Regions from separate parts of the Homo sapiens genome. Here region 1 is linked to region 2. The links are chromatin contacts, found by Hi-C or POLR2A ChIA-PET in ENCODE. All regions are on one chromosome and are shown on one strand. The core of a region is the stretch at or near the end of the contact, and the rest is flanking DNA. Distances in the headings are between cores, read along the strand shown. Region 1 overlaps ACOXL (acyl-CoA oxidase like). Region 2 has its middle 71 kb from the start of MIR4771-2.

The links. A loop is a pair of places that touch in the nucleus more often than their neighbours do. ChIA-PET counts read pairs that join two places held with the same protein, here RNA polymerase II (POLR2A). Pooled maps may share reads with other maps.
Region 1: a map of HCT116 shows a loop between it and region 2 (5-fold over the local background). The contact joins two enhancer-like sites. A Hi-C loop is called at or near these places in 1 of 168 maps with a recorded cell type or tissue (HCT116), 5 of 37 single-sample maps with no recorded cell type and 7 of 50 pooled maps. POLR2A ChIA-PET finds 5 or more read pairs at or near these places in 1 of 52 experiments (activated T-cell).

The regions. Positions count from the first base shown.
Region 1 is chr2:111,026,453-111,032,847 of GRCh38, forward strand. It overlaps ACOXL (acyl-CoA oxidase like), which reads left to right. Exons shown (of 18, transcript NM_001142807.4): 15 at 5,175-5,262. Among named protein-coding and RNA genes, the nearest start is that of ACOXL-AS1, 86 kb to the right of the region's middle. RefSeq lists an enhancer at 5,935-6,395. Within about 2 kb of position 3,254, at least 3 of the 41 ENCODE cell types and tissues checked have a DNase peak (open chromatin) inside an H3K27ac peak, as active enhancers do.
Region 2 is chr2:111,696,489-111,703,595 of GRCh38, forward strand. No RefSeq gene overlaps it. Among named protein-coding and RNA genes, the nearest start is that of MIR4771-2, 71 kb to the right of the region's middle. RefSeq lists an enhancer at 5,620-6,405. Within about 2 kb of position 2,473, at least 20 of the 41 ENCODE cell types and tissues checked have a DNase peak (open chromatin) inside an H3K27ac peak, as active enhancers do.

The DNA of each region.
Region 1 (6,395 bases), core at 2,004-4,503, 670 kb before region 2:
CGTTCTGTGAAGTTTTTTTAGTTTTCATATATAGATCTTACATTTTATAAAATAAAAATATATTTTATAATATAAATATAAAATATATTTTATAAAATGTATCCTTAAGGATTTCACATTTTTGATGCTATTGTAAATGGCATTTTTATTTTGAGTTCCAGTTCATTGCTAGAATATAGAAATACAATTGATTTTTGTATATCAATCTTGTACTTTGTGCCTTTCTTTAACTCAGTAGTTCCAGTAGCTTTGTTGCCAGAAGATGGGCCTTGATTCAAATCCCAAGAGGGGGTTCTTGGATCATGTGCAGGAAGGAATTCAAGGCAAGTCACAGTGCAGTGAGAAGAGATCATTTATTGAAAACTACTCAGTTACAGAGTAGGGTGTCCTCAGAAAGCAAGAGGAGGAATGTGCAGTCTTTGTGTTTTGTTGTTGTTGTTGGGTTTTTGTTTTCGTTTTTTTAAGATAAGGTCTCCCTCTGTTGCCCAGGCTGGAGTGCAGTGATACGATCATGGCTCACTGCACCTTGACCCTCTCAGGCTCAGGTGATACTTCCACTTCAGCCTCCCAAGTAGCTGAAACTACAGGCACCCACCATCACGCCCAGCTAATTTTTGTGTTTTTTGTAGAGACGGGGTTTCACCATGTTGCCCAGGCTGGTCTTGAACTCCTGGGCTCAAGTGATCCACCCACCTCAGCCTCTAAAGTGCTGGGATTACAGGCGTGAGCCACCACGCCTGGGCCATCTTTGTTTTAAACCCTTCTTATATAGGGGTCTTATCTTTGTAAAGGCTAAGCTAAGTTCTGTCTATGTGTGGGAGAGCTGACAGCATGGCAAAATTTACTATTCTGTTGATTTAAAGAAAATTATTCTTTTTTTTTTTTTTGAGACAGAGTTTCACTCTGTCACCCAGGCTGGAGTGCAGTGCCATGATCTCGGCTCACTACAACCTCCACCTCCTGTGTTCAAGCGATTCTTCTGCCTCAGCCTCCCGGGTAGCTGGGACTACAGGTGTGTGCCACCACACCCAGCTAATTTTTGTATTTTTGGTAGAGACAGGGTTTCACCATATTGGCCAGGCTAGGCTCGAACTCCTGACCTCGTGATCTGCCCACCTCAGCCTCCCAAAGTGCTGGGATTACAGGCGTGAGCCACCGCACTTGGCCCCTTGTTTTTTTTATTGAATAAGTACCTCAAAGCATAAATATAATTATCTTAAAATCATATATCGTTATGGTTATTGGGACATCTGGACTTTCCTTTGTTGTAAGATTGTGTTCTTTCAGGTACATTTAAGCTGTTTTCTCAACTGTAAACATCTTATGACCATGGTTCATGACTGGCAAGGAATGTGCCTTGCTAGTTTTAAGATGGAGTTGATTTTAAAATGATGTCACCTTGGTTCTCCTGTGCTCCTATTTCTCTAACAGCTTTATTATATATTTCTTAGGCTGGGCACAGTGGCTCACACCTGTAATTCCAGCAACTTTGGGAGGCCAATGCTGGCAGATCACTCGAGCCCAGGAGTTTGAGACCAGATCCAGCAACACAGCAAGACCCTATCTCTACTGAAAATTCAGAAGAGTTAGCCATGCATGGTGTTGTGCACCTGTAGTCCCGGCTACCCAGAAGGCTGAGGTTGGGAGGATTGCAAGAACCCAGGAGGTCAAGGCTGCAGTGAGCCATGATCATGCCACTGCAGTCAAGCCTGGGTGACAGGAGTGAGACCCTGTCTCAAAAATAAATAAATAAATAAATATTTCTTAAGATTTTTCTACATAGACAATCATGTCTTTTTGAGTGGAGTCAGTCTTACTTACTCCTTTTTGTTTGTTTTGGAGTTTTTTTGAGACAGGGTCTCACTGTGTCACCCAGGCTAGAGTGCAATGGCATGATCTTGGCTCAGTATACCCAGGCTCAAGCAATCCTCCCACCTCAGCCCTCTGAGCTCCTCGGCCTCCCAAAGTGCTGGGTTTGCAGGTTTAAGCCACTGTGCCTGGCCTACTTATTCCTTTTTAATCTCCTTTAATTTCCTTTTCTTGCCTTATTGCCCTGGCTAGAATCTCCATTTTGGTGTTGAAAGGAAGTGCTGATAACAGAATCCTCATCTTCTACTTGAACTTAAGGGGAAAGCACTCAGCCTTTACCTTTAAGTATGATGTTAGCTGACATTTTTTGTAGATCCTCTGCAGGAAAGTATTTTTTTAATTGGCTGTATGGCTGCCCAAATCTATTTGAGGCTTTTCAAGAAAAGAAAGGCGAATGGATATGGGGAAACTTCTTTATGCATTCAGCTCTTTGTCTTAGCTGTGTGATGCTTTATCAGGAAATAGTCATATCTTTTCATTCAAAGATTTAAGTATGGGATGTTGTTGATATTAAATGTGACCATGTGTGATCATCCATCTTTATAAACAGCATGCTTGGGAGGGGCAGGTTTTGCCAGGGAACTAACTCACTCTCAGTCCATTGGGAGGCAGTGTAGCCCATGGTTAGGGATGTGGGCTCAGAGGCCTGGGCACCCTGTTCCAACTCAGCTCTGCAACCTTGTCCAAGTTACTGAACATTTCTGTGTTGCAATTTCCTACCTGCAAAATGAAGATCTTAATAAAATCTACTTCCAGAGCTTCTGAAGACTTAATGAGCAAATACAATTAAGTGCTTAAAACAGAGCCTGTTTTCTGGTGCATTTTTAAGAAGGACTTAGTTGGCATAAGACTGTATTTACACATAGGTTTTCAGTAGCATGTTTATTGCCTGAAGCAAAGAACAGCCATATCATTTTTTAAATCCCCTCCTGGAACCTCGTATTAAGGTTTTTTTAAGATGAGAGAGTTGATTTCTGTTGTTTCACAATATTGTTTGTGCAATACATATATTTTAAAATCTTGTGCATTGCATAGGCAATTAGAGGGTTATAATGGTTGCCAGCAATACTCTCGAAGTTAATGCTGTCTCTGCACTTGGAGGCCGAGCCAGAATTTGACCTTCTGATGCGTTCATTTTGACCACTTGACAGCAGAATGGTGTGTAGAGCCTATACTGCTCCTAGGTCAGCCCATCTGGGCGTGAGGATCACTGTGAAGCCCGCAGTTGGCTTCAGCCTCTTATTTCCTACCAATAAACTCTAATTCAAGGGGACAGAGGCTTCTCAGTCAGTTGCTTTCCTATTCTAGGAATGCTGCCTTTCCATCAGCATGCCCCAAGACCTGGGTGCTCTTCTTCCTGCCTGGGGCGGGTCTGGAGGTGGGGCCAGGGAGCCTCTTGCCAGCAGGGGTGAGGTTACACTGAGCCTGCTCCAATGTCCTGCAACAGCACCAAGATATTGACATATAAGGAAGAGCACTTGGGAGCTGGCTGGTAGGCCTTCAAGGGGCCTTTCCTCTTCACTTGAACTTGTTGTGGTTTTTTTTCCTTTTTCCTCATACTCTGAGGGGTGCAGTTGTAGCCAGCTTTGCACAGGGCTTTCTGCAAAGTTTCCCACCTGAAGTCCCTTCTTCAGGCAGGGGTCTGCATTGCACAGCCAGTTAGTTTTCTGTCCCTGGTTTTCTTTTGATCAGGCCAGTGAAAAACTTACTCTACACATTGAGTTTAAAAAAAAAAAGCAATTAAAAAGTGCCCTTGATTCTATTTGGACACATGTGCACAGTGTTTTATTCTTCTCTGCCTCCCATGCAATGGTGGGGGATAGTCGGTGCATGATTAGGAGGTTAAACCATATTAACTGGGATTTCCTGGTGTTGTCCTTTACAGTGGAATGGGTAGAGCTTCAGCATCTCCTTCCAGAACTTCCAGAAGTGTCTGGCCAGCTCTTGTCCTCCCCCTGCCAAGATGTTCTGCTGCAGGCTGTTCCCTGAGAGTTGCATGCATCTGCCACACCCTTTCAGTTGTAATTGTGACACCAGTGCAGAGAGATATCAATTCAGGGAGCAAAGCAGACATTATCCTTTCCCTCGATTGTCATGAGATGCCCCAGTTAGGTGTGGATCCCGAGGCACCCATGACATTGTCCTCCAAACTGTGCCTGCGGCCCCAGGTGATGTTGCTAAATTATACATGGGTAGAGGCTTTCAGCAGCGCTGTTTTTCCACCGGAGCACAAAGCACTGTGTTACAGCAGGGATTTTACATGTGGATCTCCAGGCCCCGCAGAAACCGCAGAGCTGCAGGGAAGCAAGTAACTATTTAACTGAGAGGGCACGTCAGGGTGTGAGTTAAATACAAATGAGAAGCAGATACATTGAGTGTAACTTTCTATTTGAGTTATTTCCTTGAGCACAAAAAAAAAAATGCTAAAAGTTTAAGTATTAAACCCATGTGGTTTTCGAAACAAAGAAAGTCAAGAAGGAACAAAGAAAAGTTTTACGGGCCACATTTAACTCTCCTGTCTGGTCAGATAAGAATCTGAGACCTTCAGCTCCTCCTAAATGATGGTAATTACTAGTTTTGTGATTCGGTATCTTTCTGTTCTCTGTGCCTTCTTCATTCTTATTTTACTCTAGTTATATTAATATGTCCTCACTTCCCTCCAACTAAAACACAAAGCAAAGAAAAAAGACTCGCTTCATTAGAGTGATTGAAAGACTATCTTGCACAGAGTAGATGCAGAAAAGCTATTTGTCACATGCATAAATGACATCCCCATCACTCTGGATCCTATCTCCAGGTTTATGTTAATTCCTCACATATATCAAACATGGCAGCTAGTCAGTGCCAATTCTTGAGACATAACATGTTTGAGAAACACTTTGGAAACAAATGGAAGCTCCTGACTGCAAGGGAAGGAAGGAGGGAACGTGGGCTGGTTATGTTGAGGATTAGATTCAAGTAGTTTGTTCTGGTATTTTGAATTCTTCAGGCAGTAAGTGACCCAATCAGAACAGCCTCACTTGATCTGTGCCTGCATTCTCCCCTTCACGTGTTTCTCTAACGTCTGTGACCTCCATTAGTATAAATTAATATAAGCATGGAAACAGGGCTTCTCTACATGTATGATATTTATTCATCTAACAAGCAGTTTTTGCAGGTCACAGAGGCCAGCCTACAGAAGGTTCTGCACTGTGTCCATGCTTAATGTAGTACTGAAAATTTGGATGTTTGCCGTCTGTCTTGCTATTAAGTTAGACTCTCTCACAATATCCTCAATGGTGATTTTTCTTCTGTCGATTGGACAGGTAAAGACCAAGAAGGAGGATTTTTTCCATGCCTGGAACTCGTGTCTGCACCACGTGGCTTCTCTGTCCCTGGCACACACTCACCGAGGTCAGTTGGCTCCTGTTGAATATTTGTAATTGAGTGACTCAGGGGTCTACGGGTCCCTGGAGACACAGCTCTGCAGGGAAAGGACAGTCCCAACACACAGGGAAGGGACAGTCCGTGTGTTGAATTTAGGGCCCCAAGTGACTTACAGAGACTTGAAGCTTGTGGTAAATCAACTCCCAACTTACTAGGAACACTGACCATATGACACCCACAAAGCCTGATGCTAAACCAGTCAGGAACAGCTCACTTAACACAACCTGACAATCACACGAAGCACTTGACAGGAGCCAGTTGGCAAAATGCCTGTCCCTCAGAAGTGGCCCTCTGCCTGACCATGATCTCGTTCCTAAACGGGAGGGTGTGCACACAGATAAAGTGAGAGTGTTTTAACAGGGGTCCTGCCTGAGGAATTTTAAGTGCCAGAATTACTTAGACCTCATCATCAAATTAGCAAGAAACTGGGTCAACCTTCTAAAGCAGTGGTTCTCAACCAGGGGCAATTTTGCAACGTTTGGATGTTTGGCAATGTTTAGAGACGTTTTTGGTTGTCACACTGAGAGGGGTAGTGCCACTGGTGCGCAGTGGGTGGAGGCCAGGGATACTGCTAACATGCTACAGGGCACAGACCGCTCCCCTGCAACCAAGAATTATCTAGCCCCAAATGACAGTAATGCTGAGATTGAGAAACTTGAGTATTCATTTTGGCTTCAGTCGACCAAAATAGCAAAATAAAATGAAACACTGAACACCAAGTAAGATCCATGACGGCTTATCATTGAAATTATTGTTTAATTTCAAGAATCGTCAGTTTGTTTCTCATCATGTCCTGATCTATGGGAAGAAGCTGTTAAAAGAGAAAGGCCAGTTGTTCACTGAGTTGGTAGCTTTATGGGATTTTTCATCACACTGGGTCACTGCTGGCCCTGGGAGGGCTGGGTTTGGTCATACCACAGCTTGCATCTGGGGCACTATCTCATGGGATGGAGATGGGCTCCTCGGTGGGATCAGGGCAGGTATTATGGCCAGGAACCTAGGAGTGTGCCTGCGTCCAACACAACCTCCCAGCCTGACCATCCCCCTTCCTCCCTGACTGGGCAGTTCCAAAAGAGCAAAGTGCATGTGATTCAGTGCCA
Region 2 (7,107 bases), core at 1,223-3,722:
CCCTCTTCCTTGGGTAACATCAGTCTTTGTTCTATTAAGGCCTTCAAATGATTGGATGAGGCCCACCCACATTATAGAGAATAGTCTGCTTTACTCAAAGTCTACCGATGTAAATGTTAATCTCATCTTAAAAATACTTTCACAGAGACCGGGCGCAGTGGCTCACGCCTGTAATCCCAGCACTTTGGGAGGCCGATGTGGGTGGATCACGAGGTCAGGAGATTAAGACCATCCTGACTAAAGTGGTGAAACCCCGTCTCTATTAAAAAATACAAAAAATTAGGCAGGCGTGGGCTGGGCACGGTGGCTGACGCCTGTAATTCCAGCACTTTGGGAGGCCGAGGTGGGCGGATCACAAGGTCAGGAGATCAAGACCATCCTAACACGGTGAAACCCCGTCTCTACTAAAAATACAAAAAATTAGCCTGGCGCAGTGGCGGGCGCGTGTAGTCCCAGCTACCTCAGGAAGCTGAGGCAGGAGAATGGTGTGAACCCCGGAGGCAGAGCTTGCAATGAGCCGAGATTGCGCCACTGCACTCCAGCCTGGGCAACAGAGCGAGACTCTGTCTCAAAAAAAAAAAAAAAAATACTTTCACAGAAACATCCAGAATAACGCATGACCAAATATCTGGGTACCATGACCTAGCCAAGTTGGCACATAAAATTAATGACCACCATGGCGTACTACTCAGCAACAAAAAAGAATGGACTATTGATATATGCCACAACTTGGATGGGTCTCTAGGGAATCCTGCTGAGTGAAAAAAAACAAAAAAACAAAAAACCCAGTCTCCAGCTGGGCATGGTGGCTCACACCTGTAATTCAAGCACTTTGGGAGGCCAAGGCCGGCAGATCACTTGAGGCCAGGAGTTTGAGACCAGCCTGGCCAACATGATGAAACCCCATCTCTACTGAAAATACTATATAAAAATTAGCCAAGAGTGGTGGCACATGCCTGTAATCCCAGCTACTTGAGAGACTGAGGCACGAGAGTTGCTTTAACCCAGGAGGCAGAGGTTGCAGTGAGTCAAGATCACGCCACTGCACTCCAGCCTGGGCAACAGAGCCAGACTCTGTCTCAAATAAATAAATTAATTAAATAAAATCCAGCCTCAAAAGGTCATATATTGTGTGATTCCATTTATATAACATTTCTAAAATATAGACACGGAGAACAGATTAGTGGTTACGGGGGTTGGGGACGATGGGGGCGGAGGGGGTGTGACTGCGGAGGGGAAGCGCAGTGTCCCTTTGTGGCGACGAATCAGTTCTGTGTCCTGATTGTGGTAGTGGTTTCAGTGCTCTCCACATGTAATAAAATGTCATAAAACTATACACACACAATATACCAATGCCAGGTTCCTGGTTTGGGTACTGTACTATAATTATATAAGATATAACCAATGGGGGAACCTGGGTGGAGGGTACCCAGGACCTCTCTGTACTATGTTTACAACTTCATATGAGTCTATAATTATTTCAAAGTAAAAATTTAAAAAAACAAGAAGATACATAGCAGAGAGTCAATATACACATTTTCAACAATAAACATGTAGACCTCCTGAAAAAAACAAGCTTTTTTTTTTCCTTTTCCTCTTAACAAGGATGTGCACAACTTTTCCCTTGGAAGGAACTTAGACACACACCAATTAACCCCGTGATGCCTGTCAGTAATGTTGGAGGAAGAGAGACAGGGCCTCTCAGGTGCAAGAATTAGGATGTCCCCAGCCTGAATGCCAAGAAACTCCTGTGGCAGCCAAGCCCCCAGGGTGTCAGACCCCTGAAGGGAAGTCTGAGCTCCTCTTTCTTTCCTTAAGTGATCCTGGGAGAGGTCACAGGGCAGCAGGGCCGGGAAAATGGCACGTGGAAAGCGGTCACTTCAGAACCAGAAGGTGTTCTTTTCCATCTCATCACCTTCTTAAGACAAACCACTTTCCCTCCTTTTCAGTTCTATCTGAACCAACAGCTACAAATAAATAAACACCACTGTTTGCAAAGGCCACAGAGATTAATATTATTATTAATATTAATAGTATTAATGGAGTCTAATCATAGTAAATACATAGAGATGAAAGATCTTTCCCAAAGCAAGTTATTGATAACTATTAGGGTTGACAACTGAAAGATACATTTGCAATTTATTTTTGAAGCCACATAGATTCATTTCAGCCGACCCTCTAGTTATGGGACTAGACCACATTCAAGTTGCCTTTCAAATAGTACTGTAAAATTAAAATTTAAAAAGCATGTAGACGTGACTTTAAGGGACACTCAAGGAACTACCAAACAAGAGCTCGGCAGCCAACACCCTTTAGTGAAAAGGGTAGGACAGTTTGGGGTTGGCACCTGGGAAAATGGTCCACATGATGACCTTTGCAGGGGTGCTGCCCTGTCCTGTTCCCAGCAGCCTCGCCCCCTTTCTTGCCCGGCTCGCTCCTCCTCCTCCTCTGACCCTGTCAGTCAGGCGTTAACTGACCTTCCCAGGGCTGGGCACCTTCTATAGGAGCTTCCTCCCCTTCTCCCCGTCCATGGGAATGAGTCAGCAGGGTTTGGTTGGCTCCACTTCCTGCCTGTGGTTATTATAGCTGACTCATCAGACCATCCTGGGTACACAGTTCAGAGTCTTGATGCAATTCACTTCACGTTAGATCATATTTCTCTCCGTCATTAAATATTCTTGGAAAACATGATTTTCAATGGCTGCAAATATTGCCAGGACCATCTGCTTGCTGAATGCTGGTGTGCGAGCTGGCAGAACCTCCATGTGCTCCAGGTCTCTGATCCATACGTGGAGAACGCACACCCACATGTGGCCATTTGCTGGTATTCCGTCACTCACTAAGTCCCCAGCAGAGCTACTGCTCTGAGTCTAAGCATCTAAGTATCAAAACATGATACACACACACACACACACACACACACACACAGCCCTAAAACAAATGTTACTGTGATCCTGAAGCCACTTGTTTAAAGAAGTTTACTTTCTTTTCCACCTGAACAGTGATAGACAGCCAGTGTGCAAGTTCAAGGAGATAATATTAAAGAATTATTGGATCATAGATGTTTTGAAATAATTATGCTCACCACACATAAGATTCATTCAATAGGCATTACATGCCCAAAACACATAACAATCTAAAGGCTTTAAAATAAGGCAGTTTAGGCCAGGTGAGGTGGCTCACACCTGTAATCCCAGCACTTTGGGAGTCCGAGGTGGGTGGATCACAAGGTCAGGAGATCAAGACCATCCTGGCTAATATGGTGCCTGTAGTCCCAGCTACTTGGGAGGCTGAGGCAGGAGAATTGCTTGAACTTGGGAGGCGGAAGTTGCAGTGAGCTGAGATTGCGCCACTGTACTCCAGCCTGGGTGACAGAGCAAGACTACATCTCAAAATAATAATAATAATAATAATAAATAAAAAAATAAACAGAATAAGTCAGTTTTCTACCTATCTGAATAGATACTGTAATGTTAAAATTATCACCACAAAGTTCCTCACCTTTTAGGAACTCGAGCTGGTAAGGGTGAGGTGGACTTTTATAAACCCTCAGGACAGTGGCTGGGCGGAGACTTTCTTCACACAGTCCATCTTCTGGACTAAAGAAGAGAGGCCGGGCGCGGTGGCTCACGCCTGTAATCCCAGCACTTTGGGAGGCCAAGGCAGGTGGATCACCTGAGGTCAAGAGTTCAAGACCAGCCTGACCAACATGGTGAAACCCCATCTCTACTAAAAATACAAAAAAGTTAGCTGGCCATGGTGGTGGACACCTGTAGTCCCAGCTACTTGGGAGACGGAGGCAGAAGAATGGCGTGAACCCAGGAGGCAGAGGTTGCAGTGAGCAGAGATCAAGCCACTGCACTCCAGCCTGGGCGACAGAGTAAGACTCCATCTCAAAAAAAAAAAAAAAAAAAAAAGGAGAAGAAGAGAAAGGACACACTATTCCTCCTAGAGCATGCATTAATGATTATGAGAAAGCCAGACAAGAATAATAATATTCTTGTTTGTTAAGCATGTACTAGGTCCCAGGCACTACACAAAGCACTTTTACAGAAAGCTATCATCCCCGCTTTGTGGTAGTATTTTTGGCCCAAAATGGCAAGGAAATAGCTACTTCACTGCATAATGCAAGAGCTCAGATTCAAGAGTACAGAAGAGCCCGTGGAGCTGGCCAACCACATGGAGGTGCCCAAGCCCCCTGCCCTCCATGTGGGTGTTTCCTGGTCAAAGGCATGAGAAATCTGCAACTGTTTCCATTACTGGTTGTTCATGGGAGCTTTCCTGCCAGGTTTTGCTTTATTTATTTATTTATTTTGAGATGGAGTCTTACTCTGTTGCCCAGACTGGAGTGCAGTGGTGTGATCTTGGCTCACTGCAACCTCTGCCACCCGGGTTCAAGGCATTCTCCCACCTCAGCCTCCCGAGTAGGTGGGATTACGGGTGCCTGCCACGATGCCTGGCTAATTTTTGTATTTTCAGCAGAGACAGGGTTTCACCATGTTGGCCAGGCTGGTCTCAAACTCCTGACCTCAAGTGATCTGCACACCTCAGCCTCCTAAAGTGCTGGGATTACAGGTGTAAGCCACCGCACCTGGCCTAGGTTTTGCCCTTCTCAACCATGTGTCTACCAGTAAGCCTGGGCAGATGAAAGAGGAAGCATTACAGTTTCCTTCTCCCTGACTGGTCTATGGCAGATTGTGTTTCCAAAGGTAGCCTCAGAATACCTCCCATCCCACATGCTATTCTAGAAACTCATCTTCCTCCACCAAGAGCTAGAATCTAATTCCCTATGTCTTGAATCTGGAAAGGTTTGGGACTTGCCTGCAACCAAAAGAATGTAGCCAGTGTTTCACATGACTTCCAAGGTTGGGTCATAAAATGAGATGCAGTCTCCACCTTGGTATTTGCAATCTTGAGCCCCAAGTAAGAAATCTGACACCCACTCCTGCCCTGAGGCTACAGTGCTGAGAGAAGGCCCAGGCCACACGCAGGTGTGCTGGCAGCCTGCTCCAACCGAAGTCCCAGCTGATAACTGGCATGAAGTGCCATAAGTGCAAGGGAGCCTTGGAGGACTCCAGGCCTCAGCCTTTGCACCTCACCTGACACTTTGCGCCTCACCAGCTGAGGTCCTGGACACCATGGAGCAGAGACTGGCCAATGAGATCAGTGCAACTCGTAAAATGTGACTGCAATAAGGACATGGATGATACTCATGAATGAGTGGAGACACTTCTAAGAGTATTTCTGATTAGCCAGAGCTCAAGAAAACTTACATTTCCCTGAAATCTTACAACTCATGTGAGAGAACACTTGATGAACATAAGGACTAGATAACCCCAAACTTGGAAAGCTCACCGCTCTGTGGAAAAGCTGGATTCTAGAACTTGGTTGGTCCCAGAGGGCGAACTGGAGGCTCCTAGCATCACCCTCAAGTCTTGGGCTCGGAACTGCCAAAGGGGAGAATTGAGTCTGCCAAGTCCCGTTTGGAAGGTTACGCCCCGGCCCAAAGGTCCAGCAGACGGCAGGCAAGAAATGGGCTGTCAAAAGAGACTGGTTCTGCCACAGATGTCCTTTTCCCTCAGAAAGAAAACAGAGAAGGGCCCTGGCACTTCTTCCCGGTGGTGAGATGCGTGGTGGGTGAGAGAGAAGAGAGGAGGAGAGAGAGAGAGAGAGGGAGAGAGTTCATGACAGCAACATGGTGGCCATGGTCGCTCATAAGTTGAGCCAACATGCATCAGGCCCTCAACAGTCTCTCTGGTCAGACAAAACACAGCACCTCCCTGGGGGCAAGTCAGAAAATTGGGTGCAGAAAAACAAAGTGTTCAGCCCAACACTGCCCCTCCGTGGTAGGGGAGAGGAAATTCCCTTCACAGGAACTGAGAACAAGGAAAGACAATTCCCCACCCACACCAGATGAAAGGTGCGGTCGGTCCACCTTCTCTCCCAGGCCCTTGTGTTAGAGCAGTTTTCACAGCTCCCTCTCTGTGTGAGCACAAAGGAAGGGAGGCCCCAAGAATGAAGAACCCCTCCCACGTGTCCACAGCTGGTGGACTCCTGATGGCTGCGGGGAGAGACACTCAGCTTCAGCCCACGACTTCTCGCTCCCTCCGGAAGGCAGACTTGGAGGACAGGCCAGGCCAGGCTCCCCTCCCCGGACCACATGCATCTTCGCACAGAGCGAGATCATGTTCTGGTGAAGTGCGGACTGTGGAGGAAGGAAAGGTCAGGGTCATTCGATGTTGGGAGAGAGAAAAAGGGACTCAGTGTCCATCTCCAGGAAGTGAGAGGACAATGGAGCACAGGCAGTAAAGCATGGTCCTGGTTTCCAAGGAAGTCGGTAAACAGAGGAGGAGGGGCACCAGACTGCTCTGTGGGGTCTCCCCTCCTCCTGATCTCTCTTCTAGGCACCAACCCGCCACACTTTGTGCCCAAGTCTGATAGATGGGAAGATCGACCTGGGCAGGTAAGTGGCAGACATGCTGGGGTGACTGTATTCCTGGAGCCACTGCCAGATGGATAAACAAAAACCAAGGACTGGATTTTAAACATAAAAGAGCTGGCAGGGCGCAGTGGCTCACACCTGTAATCCCAACACTTTGGGAGGCTGAGGTGAGCGAATTGCTTGAGCCCAGGAATTCGAGACCAGCCTGGGCAACATGGCAAGACCCTGTCTCTACAAAAAAATACAAAAATTCACCGGGTGTGGTGGTGCACATCTGTAGTCCCAGCTACTCGGGAGGCTGAGGTGGGAGGATCGCTTGAACCTGGGAGACCGAGGCTGCAGTGAGCTATGATCACACCACACTGCACTCTAGCCCAGGCCACAGAGTGAGACCCTGTCTCAAAAAAAAAAAAAGAAAGAAAGAAAGAGAAAAGAGTAAATGCTTCTCTTCTGTTGGTAGTTCCTGAATGCCCCTGTCATCCCCATCTCCACTTCCCTAAGAACCTTCAGGCTCCGGGAAGCTTGACAGCAGCTCCTGTCACGATGCCTCATTTCATCCACTACCAGCCACAGATACATCCCTGTGAACCTGGCACAGTTTCCTGTATACGGTAGGCACTCAATTCATGCTAGTCAAATCAACAAACCTTAGGAGTGGCCTGTGT